2 separate regions of the Homo sapiens genome follow, and region 1 is linked to region 2. Evidence: chromatin contacts called from ENCODE POLR2A ChIA-PET data. All regions are on one chromosome and are shown on one strand. Each heading gives the region's core, a stretch centred on a gene start or an enhancer-like site at or near the end of the contact. The rest is flanking DNA. Distances are from core to core; before and after follow the strand shown. Region 1 holds the start of RGS9BP (regulator of G protein signaling 9 binding protein). Region 2 holds the start of JUND (JunD proto-oncogene, AP-1 transcription factor subunit).

Region 1 (5,391 bases), core at 163-2,662, about 14 Mb after region 2:
AAGGGGGCACCGCGTGGCTCGTGTGCTCCTGGGCAGTCCATTTTCAACCACAAGACGGAACAGACTCAGAATCCGGAACATCTCTCGGTGCTTAAGAGTTTTCCTTTAACAATCTTTACCTGTGGGAATGCAGAGACCCCCCCGCCCTGCGAGAGGCCGGCAGCCAGGGATTCCCCGCTCCGCGCCCTCATCACCCCCCGGAAACCACAACCGCTGCGCGCGCGGCTCGGACCCCCACCCGCCGCTCCCCTCCAGCAGACCCTAGGCCTCCGGGAAACCGCGCGGCGACCGCCCCGCGCCCCGCCAGATCCGAACCGCCGGACCCGGCACCCCGGCCACACCCGCCGGTGTCGACGCAGCGAGGCTCGGAGGGTGCATTCTCCGCGCCGACCGCTCCCCTCCTCCAGACCCGAGGGGCGGAGTGGGCAGGGCGCGCCGGCTGCGCACCGGGCACCCACCTGGGGACGCGGGGGCTGGGGCGGCGCGGGGCCACCTGGCGGACCCGGGAGCGGACTCCGGAGAGCAGGGAGCCCCTCCCCCCTCACTCTCCGGGCCCCGCCCGGCCGCCGCGCCCCGAGGCGCAGCCATCCCGCGGGAGGGGAGGCGCAGGAGGAGGCCAGCGCGAGGACACTTACTTAAAAGGCTACATCGCTTCATTCCCAGCCCATCCTGGGCGACGGCGGCACCTCCCTCGTCCGCTGCTGGGACCTCGATGCCCACCACCCTCGCGCGGCGATCTGGCCCTATAGCCCACCCCTTACTCCGCCGTGGGGCGGAGCCGCGCCACAGCTGACCCAATGAGAAACCGTCGTTTCCCAGAGTGACGTGTACGCAGAGCAATCATGGAGTCCAGCCCAGCCGGGGGCGGGGCTCAGGCGGCTCCCTACGCTTCCTACTCCAGCTGGCCCCGCCCCACGCCCGCAACTGCGCGTGCCCAGAACGTGAGGGGCGGGGCTGGGAGCCGGGCTGACACTAGAGGTGGGGTTAGCGCTTGGAAGCACCGACCAACGTGAGCGCAACGCGGCAGGGACACCTGACCCCGGCGGCGCCCAGCCCCTCGGATTGCCAGTCACTGCTCGCTTTGGGGCACGGAGGTGCCCAGTCCTGCGGGGCACCCGACGTCCTGTCGCCGACAGGGTCCGGGAGTCAGTATAGCTGGGTTCTAGTCCCATCACAGGCAAAAACTCCGCGGGAGCCTGGCCCGCTTTTTACCTGGGCCTCAGTTTCCCCATCCGTAAAATAGAACGGGTTGGATCTCCCGAGCGCTAACATTCCAGAACTCGGATGGGGCGAAGGGGAGGGAGGGATGGGCCACCCACACGTGACCTCCCCGCGTGGAGCCCCGCCTACCACTGATCCAGGGGGTGGCAGCTCCGGCCGGGACGAGCGGGGTGGGCGGGTCCTAGGAAACCCTACCCGGCCGCCCTTGGCAGCGCCTAAGGCGGAGCGCGCGGCTCTGCAGCCTGCTTGCCCCGGAGTTGGCACCCACGGAGGATGGGGACCGCACCCTCAGCTTCGCAGGGAGCCACCGTGGAGGCCAGGGCGGTGCAGAGACACGACGTGTGACTCGGAGTGCGCCTGGGGAGGATGGACGAGGGAGCGGGGGACCGCTAACGGGGCTCCCTCTGCGCGCCCCGTCCGCAGAGGCGCACGTCGAGGGTCCCGGGCGGGCTCCGTGGACGTTGGCGGTAGCGCCGAGCGAGTCACGGACCATGAAGAGCGTTCGTGCCGCGCGGCCCAAGGCCGGGATGGGGGTTAGCCACATCCTGCCGCGCTGAGGGGGAGGCTAACGGGCGCGGGCGGCCGGGCCCAGCCGGAGCCCACCGCGATGGCGAGGGAGGAGTGCAAGGCGCTGCTGGACGGGCTCAACAAGACGACTGCGTGCTACCACCACCTGGTGCTGACCGTCGGTGGCTCGGCGGACTCGCAGAACCTGCGGCAGGAGCTGCAAAAGACGCGCCAGAAGGCGCAGGAGCTGGCGGTGTCCACCTGCGCCCGGCTGACTGCTGTGCTGCGCGACCGGGGCCTGGCCGCCGACGAGCGCGCCGAGTTCGAGCGGCTCTGGGTGGCCTTCTCGGGCTGCCTGGACCTGCTGGAAGCGGACATGCGACGCGCGCTGGAGCTGGGCGCCGCGTTCCCGCTGCACGCGCCGCGGCGGCCGCTGGTGCGCACAGGTGTGGCTGGCGCCTCCTCCGGCGTGGCGGCGCGCGCGCTGAGCACCCGCAGCCTGCGGCTCGAGGCGGAGGGCGACTTCGACGTCGCGGACCTGCGGGAGCTGGAGCGCGAGGTCCTTCAGGTGGGCGAGATGATCGACAACATGGAGATGAAGGTCAACGTGCCCCGCTGGACCGTGCAAGCCCGGCAGGCGGCGGGCGCCGAGCTCCTGTCCACGGTCAGCGCCGGCCCCTCCTCGGTCGTGTCCTTGCAGGAGCGCGGGGGGGGTTGCGACCCCAGGAAGGCCCTGGCCGCCATCCTTTTCGGCGCCGTGCTGCTGGCGGCTGTGGCCCTAGCCGTGTGCGTGGCGAAGCTGAGCTGACGGACACCCGACGGCCGCCTGCTGCTGCCGCTCCCTCCCCTGAGAAAAGACTCGGGATGGGTGTGGGGTCTGGCCTGTGCAAGGGGAGTGGTCCTAAAACCCCGTGTGTGCATGGGTACACGCGCGTTTCCAGTGCACATCTGCCTGGGCAGGACACGGTTTCCTCTTGCTGGCCCGGGAGGAGTTAACTTTGCGCCGGCCGTCAGGGCATTACCGCTAACGTCTGCAGGAGCTTTATTCCCTATTAATAGAAAACCGTCACAGTGACCCTAGATCCCTCCGAGTTAATGAGTTAACACATGTGCTGTTGGGGCGTCTTTACAGGGAGTCCGAGTTCGGTGCCCACCCCTGCCAGCGTCGCCCCCTTTCTGCGTGGGACAGTTTGAAAAGGTGGGTGGGGTGGAGTGAAGTTTGGAGAGGGACGCTGTTTGGTTCTATGTGGTTGGTCTGTTTCCCGGACAAGAAAAATTGCAATCAAATGTCAGCAGCTTTTATTACCTTAATCTTTCAGGGCCTAAATTTAGGAGAGTGTCCCGAGAGCAGTTCATACAAAGGGCTTTCTCTAAGACGCGCTACAGCCCTTCCTAGCAGAGTTTATCCATTCGTCCCCAAGAGCAGCTAGAAGAGATTTGAGGTCATGACCTCCCACTGCCGCTCAGGGGCTGACCCTATTTAGGAAACCAAAGAGGGTGGGTTGAACCTACTCTCACGGACTTGGATCCAGTGCGCACACTTGCCTGCGGAAAAGGGCTCTCCCCAGCCACCCGGAGATGGGGGTAAGAGGAAGAGCAGAGGCTTGGGGTAGGGCCACCTGGTGTTTAAACAGGCACTTTCTCCTTCTCTGGGGCTTATTTTTGTTCAGAACTAGACCAGAGTGTTTGAACCTCCTTTGCAGGAGGGCTGGGAATCCTCTTTAGAGCACTTAATCCTATTTATCCCCTGGAATGTGCGTGCTGGCCAGTAGGAGGGCTGGCTTTGGCAGCTCCCTGACCCCCGCGCTGCCCGCCCCTCCGGGGTAATGTGGCATTACTGGCCCACAGAGGTTTTGAGCCAATCAGCTCTGAGACTGGGTTAGAATGTAACAGCTTTAACTTGGGATTTAAGAAGCTTTTAAAAGGTAATAATACTCTGAAAGAAAAATGACGTAACCACAGCGTGTACTATGAAAGCTGTTATTTTAATAAAGAACGCTGGGCCATGAACTCATACCTGCCAATGAGTCAAACATAGTATCTTTATGTAGATACTTAGATTACTAAATATATATTTCATCTACTTCTGAAGTTGATAGTCTTCCCCCCCCCCCACTTTTTTCTTTTTTGAGACAGGGTCTCCCTCTGTCACCCAGGCTGGAGTGCAATGGTGTGATTGTGGCTCACTGCAGCCTCCAAATCTCGGGCTCAAACTATCCTCCTACTTCAGCCTCCTGAGTAGCTGGAACTACAGGTGTGTGCCACCGCACCTGGCTAATGTTTTTAAGGCAGTTAATTTATTTATTTATTTTTATTTTTCTTTAGAGATAGGATCTTGTGGTGTCGCCCAGGCTGGAGTGCAGGGGCGCAATCAGCAAACCACAGCCTTGAACTCCTGGGCTCAAGCTCTCCTCCCACCTCACCCTCCCAAGTAGCTGGGACTAAAGGTGTGCATCACGGCACTCAACTAATTTTTTGTAGAGACAGAGTTGGGCTATGTTGCCCAGGCTGGTCTCAAACTCCTGGCCTCAAGTGGTCCTCCCACCTAGGCCTCCCAAAGTACTGGGACTACAGGCATAAGCTACTATGCTCAGTCTAAAATCAATATTCTTTATTTTTTTCTATAATTTCACTGCAAAATAAAATCTATATTCTTGAGTAGCCACACAAGTGTAAATGACAGAATGTTAAGTGGCCTTTAATTCTTTTGATCAACAAGTAAGAAAATGCTTGGTCCTTGGTCCCAGGATGACATCTGCCTGAGCAGTGCTGCCAAATCCTGCCTGTGGTCCAGAGAGAGCTCTGTCCCATTCTTGGGTAAGTTAGGCTGTAAAAACAGATGCATTTAACTTTCTTTTCTTTTTCTTTTTTTTTTTTTTTTTTGAGATGGAATTTTACTCTTGTTGCCCGGACTGGAGTGCAGTGGCGTGATCTGGGCTCACTGCAACCTCTGCCTCCTGGGTTCAAGCAGTTCTCCTGCCTCAGCCTCCCGAGTAGCTGGGATTACAGGCGATTGCCACCATGCCCGGCTAATTTTTGTATTTTTGGTAGAGATGGGGTTTCACTATGTTGGCCAGGCTGGTCTTGAACTCCTGAACTCAGGTGATCTGCCCACGTCAGCCTCCCAAAGTGCTGGGATTACAGGCGTGAGCCACCTCGCCAGGCCACATTTAACTTTCTAAAGGTAATTTGCAATAAATTCCAGAGACTTTGGCTGAAAACTGACAAGGATTTTTTTTTTAATTCTTTTTTACCCCAGAAGTGAGAACAGGGGTGACCAGGGGAAAGGAATTGGCCATTTTTCACATGGGCCGCTTGGAGGACCAAGGGGCAGAGGTGGATAGCAGAAGGGATGCTGTCAGGACACCCAGACTTAAGATTCACTCTCCCCCCAACCCCCCACTATTCCTCAGGAGGACCAAGAGATTCCAGCAGCTCAGATAGGGCAAATGTAGGATCTGTGTTTGTGTCTGTGATCATGCTTTTAAAAGACCCACAAGGTCTTAAGCTGATTAAATGTTTTGCAATTACTTTTTTTTTTTTTTTTTTTTTTTAAGATACTGGGTCTCTATGTTACCGGGGCTAGAGTACAGTGTCACAATCATAGCTCACTGAAGCCTCAAACTCTTGCGCTTGAGAGATCCTCCTGTCTCAGCCTCCTGT
Region 2 (5,368 bases), core at 2,642-5,141:
GGCCGAGGCGGGCGGATCATGAGGTCAGGGGATCAAGACCATCCTGGCTAACACGGTGAAACCCCATCTCTACTAAAAGTACAAAAAATTAGCCAGGCGTGGTGGCGGGCGCCTGTATTCCCAGCTACTCAGGAGGCTGAGGCAGGAGAATGGCATGAACCCAGGAGGCGAAGCTTGCAGTGAGCCGAGACTGCGCCACTGCACTCCAGCCTGGGAGACAGAGCGAGACTCTGTCTCAAAAAAAAAAAAAAAAAAAAACAGGGGTGTTGGGCAAGTCTCAAAACCTCCCTTCCCCTTCTCTACTAATTGGGGGCCACAGTAGGTACCATCATTGAGTGCGGTCACTGTTGTCCGTCCCCTGAGCACCTCCCAGTTCTGACTTCTGACCTGAGAGATGTTATGCTGGATGCAAACACCCGCATCTCACAGCACAGGATGTAGAGGCCATCGGGGGAGGAGGACTCGCCTGAGATCTCACAAATGCCAACTGGAACCTAAGCTGGGTCCCGGTCTCCCAACCAGTGACACTCTGCCCGAGATGTGGTTCTTGGTCTCTTGTGTGTCAAGACACCCCTGCTCTCCCACCTCAGCCTCAGTTCCCTTCAGCAGGTTCCTTCAGGCCCTGCTGAAACGTCTGCATGACCTCCCACAAGGCAACGTGACAGCTAAAAACCAAACCCTGGCCGGACGTGGGGGCTCACGCCTGTAATCCCAGCACTTTGGGAGGCCGAGGCGGGTGGACCACTTGAGGTCAGGAGTTCCAGACCAGCTTGACCAACATGGTGAAACCCTGTCTCTACTACAAATACAAAAAAGTAGCCGAGCATGGTGGGCACCTGTAATCTGAGCTACTTGGAGGCTGAGGCAGGAGAATCACTTGAGCCCGGGGAGGCAGAGGTTGCAGTGAGCCTAGATGGCGCCACTGCACTCCAGTCTGGGTGACAGAGCGAGACTCTGTCTCAAACAAATGAACCCCAACATAGCTGTTGGTGGCAAGGCCTTTCTCCATGACCAAGGGACGGTGGCCATTCTCTCCAAGTTTCTTCATCTGTAAAATGGGTACAATTCAGTGGCCCTCCCTAACAGGGCTGGCTAGGTACACATGGCCACCAGCCCTACTTGCTGTGTGACCTCGGCCACTAATGTTCACATCCCTCAGGGTCCCCAATGAGTTGGAAGCCCAAAGCGCAGGGTCTTAACAGCAAAGGGCAGAGCAGGCAGGAGAAGCAGGAAGCCTCGGGTCAAAGCTCTGAAAGTGAGGGAGTCCAAGGTCAGACTATCTCTGCACAGTCTCCTTAAAAGGCTGTGTGATGTCAAGCCAGTTGCTCAACCTCTCTGAACCTTAGATTTCCTCAAAGTAGGGAGTAGGATGTTGGGAGGAGGAGGAGAAGCGAACTTCAGGGAGATACTTGGAAAATCCCAGTCCTGGAGGCAGACCTCTTGGGTTAGATCCCACCTGTGCCAACTTCCTCCTGGTACTGGGTCCATCAGCTTGTCCTGGGCCTCAGCATCCCCCGATCCACCAAAAGAGAAAAGCTTACACTGTAAGCCAAGCACTGCTCTGTAAACATAAACTCTCTTAATCGTCACAACTTTATGGGGCAAGTTTTTCGACTGTTCTCCCCATTTTATACGGACAGGCAAACCAAGGACCAAAAGGTTAAAAAGTTTACTAAGTTTCTGTCTCTTCCTTCCTGCTTTGGGCTGGGGCTGTGCCCTTTCCACCTCGAAATCTCTCCTTCCCAAAAGGCAAGGGGGCATTAGCTAGTTCCAAACGCAGATCAAAGACCCCAAGACCCCTCCCCAACCTGGACATCAGCCGGCCCCGCGCCAAGGCGCGTCTAGGGGGCGCTCGCTGCGCGCCAGATGTGCGGGCCGCTCTCAGACACCCGCTCTCTGCTCCCTCCAACAAGGGGAGGAGCTAGGGACAGAGGGAGGAGAGAAAGGCGGGGGTGTAGGGGGGAAGCGAACCAGGCCCCGCCCAGCCCGCCAGGCCCCGGCGGGGGAAGAAGGAGGCGGAGAGCCGAGCTGGCGTAACGAGACTTTACTGAAAACAGAAAACCGGGCGAACCAAGGATTACAAACAGGAATGTGGACTCGTAGCAAAACAAAACAAAACAGAACAAAAAAGGGAGGGGGGACCGGTCGAAAGAACCGAAGGGGGGAGCGAGATCGAGGAAAGGGGCGGAGAATTTTTTTTTCTTCTTCCCATTTCTTTAAAAAACCAACACAAGAAAACACACACACACACAACCAACGTTTGTTCCCGAGTAGAAACATAAATAGGGCAGAATCGAACACTCTGTTCTTCTCTCTTCCAAAGAAAAAAAAAAAAAAGTAAAAGTAAAGGAAAGGCAGGGTTTGAGGCTGCGCCCCCTCGGAGCCCCCTTCCGCGGCGCGGTGTACAAAGGGGCAGCCGAGACGCGCGGGTTTGTGCAACACGGGGCGGCCGCGCGGGGGAAAGAGGCAGCGCGAGGGCGGGGGGGTCATGCGCTCGCCCCCCCGGGAGCAGGGGGTCCAGCTTGTCGAGTCCTGGGCACCCTCGGGGGGGGGGAATCCCCGGGGGCCGCGCCCTCTCTGAGTTCCTGGGCACACTCGGGGAGGGGGGGTCCCCAGGGCCGCACCCTCTCCAAGTCCGGGGCGCCCACGACACCCCCCCGCGAGCCCGCCCCTTGGGGAGGGTGGCCGCGCATGCGCCCCGCGCGCGGACTCAGTACGCGGGCACCTGGTGCTGGGGCAGCAGCTGGCAGCCGCTGTTGACGTGGCTGAGGACTTTCTGCTTGAGCTGCGCCACCTGCTCGCGCAGCAGGCTCGCCGTGGACGCCAGCTCCGTGTTCTGACTCTTGAGGGTCTTCACTTTCTCTTCCAGGCGCGAGATGCGCTCCAGCTTGCGCTTGCGGCACTTGGAGGCGGCGATGCGGTTGCGCAGCCGCTTGCGCTCCGCCTTGATGCGCTCCTGCGTGTCCATGTCGATGGGCGACAACGGCGGGCTCTCGCCGAAGCTCGGCACGTCGGGCACCGTCTGTGGCTCGTCCTTGAGCGCAGCCAGGCGCGGCGGCCCCAACGCGCCTGGGGGTGGCGGCGGCGGGAAGGGCACAGGTTCGGCAGCGAAGGCGACCGTCGCGGCGCCCCCCGCGCCCCCGGCGCCGCCCGCGTAGCTGCTCAGGTTCGCGTAGACAGGCGCTTCGGGCGCGGCCGCCGCCGGGGCCAGCTCGCCGGGGGGCGCGGAGCCCGTGGCCGTGCCCGAGGGCCCCCCGGCGGCGGCGGCGGCGGCGGCAGCGGCCGCGCCCGCGCCGAGCTGGTTCTGCTTGTGTAAATCCTCCAGGGCCTTGACGAAGCCCTCGGCGAACTCCTGCTCCTCGCTGGCCGCCACCTTGGGGTAGAGGAACTGTGAGCTCGTCGGCGTGGTGGTGACCAGCCCGTTGGACTGGATGATGAGGCGCTCGAGCTCGGGGGAGGCCAGCTTCAGCAGCCCCAGGTCGGGAGAGGCGAGCAGGCCGTCGGGGGGTGCCGCGCTGGGGGCGCCGTCGGCGCGCAGGGGGGTAGGAGGCGGCGCGGCCGCAGGCTTGAGCGCTGCCGCCACCTGCTCACTCAGGCTCAGCGTCAGCGCGTCCTTCTTCATCATGCTGCCGGCCGCGGCCGTCGGGGGCGCCCCGGGGAACAAGCGGCCCGGGGACGCGAAGCTGCCGCCGCTGCCACTGGCGCCGCCGCCCAGGCCGCTCAGCGCCTCATCGCCGTAGAAGGGTGTTTCCATCCTCCGCCTCCCCCGCCGCGCCGGCCCGGGGGGGAGTGGCCGCGGCCTCCCGGGGGGCCCGCGCCCCCCCGTCCGCTCGGCCCTGCGCCCGCCCCGGCCGCGGCCGCAGCGCCCGGCCCTCCACTGGCGGCGGCTCCTGCGCCGCGCCACTTGTGCGCCCTCTTATAGCCTCGGCTCGGCGCGATGAGCTCACCGCCCCCGTTCGCCATTGGGTGCGGGTGACGTCGCTCATTTGCATGGAGGGGCGGGGCCAAGCCGCCGACGCCCGCCCGGCCGCCGTTGCCCCGGCGACGCGCGGTAAACGCCACAACAGCGCGCTGCCTTGTGGGTTGACGTCATGGGGGCGGCCGCGCGCCCGGGCCGGGTCACCCCGCCCCGGGACCGCTGTGTACGACCGATCTCCCCGGCGCCGCCTCCGCCAAGGCACGTCCCGGGTGGCGTGATGGGCCCGGGCCACCAGGCGCCCGCCCGCCCCGAGGCCCCGCCCCGTGTCCGCGCGTGGGGCCCCGGCCGGGCGGGGGCGGGGGCGGGGGCGGTGCCGGCCTCCGGGGACTGGAGGGGGATGGGGTCCCGCATGGCTAAATAACTCCTTGGCGCCTCCTGCTCTGCTGTGCCGCCAGGGCCTCCCCTAGCGCGCCTTCTGGAGAGGCTTTGTGCGGATACGGGGCTGGAGGCCTGGTGGGGCTGTGTCCGGGGGCTCGCCGGGGGTGTGGGGAGGTCTGCGTTCCTCACCCTCCCTCCTTCCTTCCCTCCCTCCCTCCACCCCGCGTGTGATTGCTCAGGAAGAGACGGGAGGGGAGAGGAGGGTCGCCAGAAGTTGCTGAAAGCGCTTGGATCCTGATCATTTTCACTGAGTGCGTTCTAGAACCAGGAGTCCTACTTCCTGCCTTTACAGATGGGAAACTGGGCTCAGAGAGGTGGAGTGACCATCCCCCGAGAGTTAGCTAGGAGTCACAGCAGGGCCCGGGCTGTGACTAGGCCTGAGCTCTTGTCCACCCTTAGAACCCTAGAACCTGGGAGTCCAGGCCCCTGCGCAGCCCCTTCCTTCCGCCGCCCACGTTTTAACCCCAGGTCTGCCAGGGCTGTGATGTCCTGGGCGAGGGTGCCCAACTCCAGGGGCTGGGCTGATGAGGCAGGAATGCCGGGTATAATTATTACATGCTTGTTACCACTATCATGGCTGTTAGGGCTTAATGAGCCACTATTAAGACTGGCTGGGAAGGGGGTGTGAGGGAGGAGAGATGGACCCACCCCACCAATACTCACAAGGGATCCTTAGGACATCTGGATCTGACCTACAGCCTCTGCATGCACCCCTCCAGCTCCCCACCTCTGTCTGAATGGAGCCCACACCCTCCTTTCCCTGACCTCCTTCCCCTCACTCTCTCTGATCCTTGGCCTCCCAGTTGCAGGACTAATCGTACCTCTGGGCCTTTGCACGTGCTATGCTCTCTGCTTGGTACTCCCTTCCCCCAGTGCAAAGATGTGTCTTCAGGAAGTGCCCCACCCTCAGACTTTACTCCTTTATTGTAGCCTCTGAATCTGCCAGAATGATGGAGTGGACCATAGTCCCTGAAGGTCAGGGACATTGCCTATGCTGAGCCTGCTGACAGG

The links. ChIA-PET counts read pairs that join two places held with the same protein, here RNA polymerase II (POLR2A).
Region 1: POLR2A ChIA-PET joins it to region 2 with 12 read pairs in A673. The contact joins the promoter of RGS9BP here to the promoter of JUND in region 2. POLR2A ChIA-PET finds 5 or more read pairs at or near these places in 2 of 52 experiments (A673 and Caco-2).

The regions. Positions count from the first base shown.
Region 1 is chr19:32,674,436-32,679,826 of GRCh38, forward strand. RGS9BP (regulator of G protein signaling 9 binding protein) reads left to right here and starts at 1,413. Exons shown (of 1, transcript NM_207391.3): 1 at 1,413-3,865. The coding sequence starts at 1,829. The coding sequence ends at 2,536. ANKRD27 (ankyrin repeat domain 27) reads right to left here and starts at 745. Exons shown (of 29, transcript NM_032139.3): 1 at 636-745. RefSeq lists silencers at 230-279, 300-1,029, 1,600-1,659 and enhancers at 673-1,292, 1,180-1,289, 2,060-2,109.
Region 2 is chr19:18,277,731-18,283,098 of GRCh38, forward strand. It overlaps JUND (JunD proto-oncogene, AP-1 transcription factor subunit), which reads right to left and starts at 3,892. Exons shown (of 1, transcript NM_005354.6): 1 at 1,964-3,892. The coding sequence starts at 3,754. The coding sequence ends at 2,711. It overlaps MIR3188 (microRNA 3188), which reads left to right and starts at 4,347; the gene lies at 4,347-4,431. It overlaps LOC124904652 (a long non-coding RNA gene), which reads left to right and starts at 4,362. Exons shown (of 2, transcript XR_007067154.1): 1 at 4,362-5,368. RefSeq lists enhancers at 1,171-1,250, 1,591-1,800, 3,026-3,877 and silencers at 1,851-2,050, 2,481-2,790, 3,371-4,370.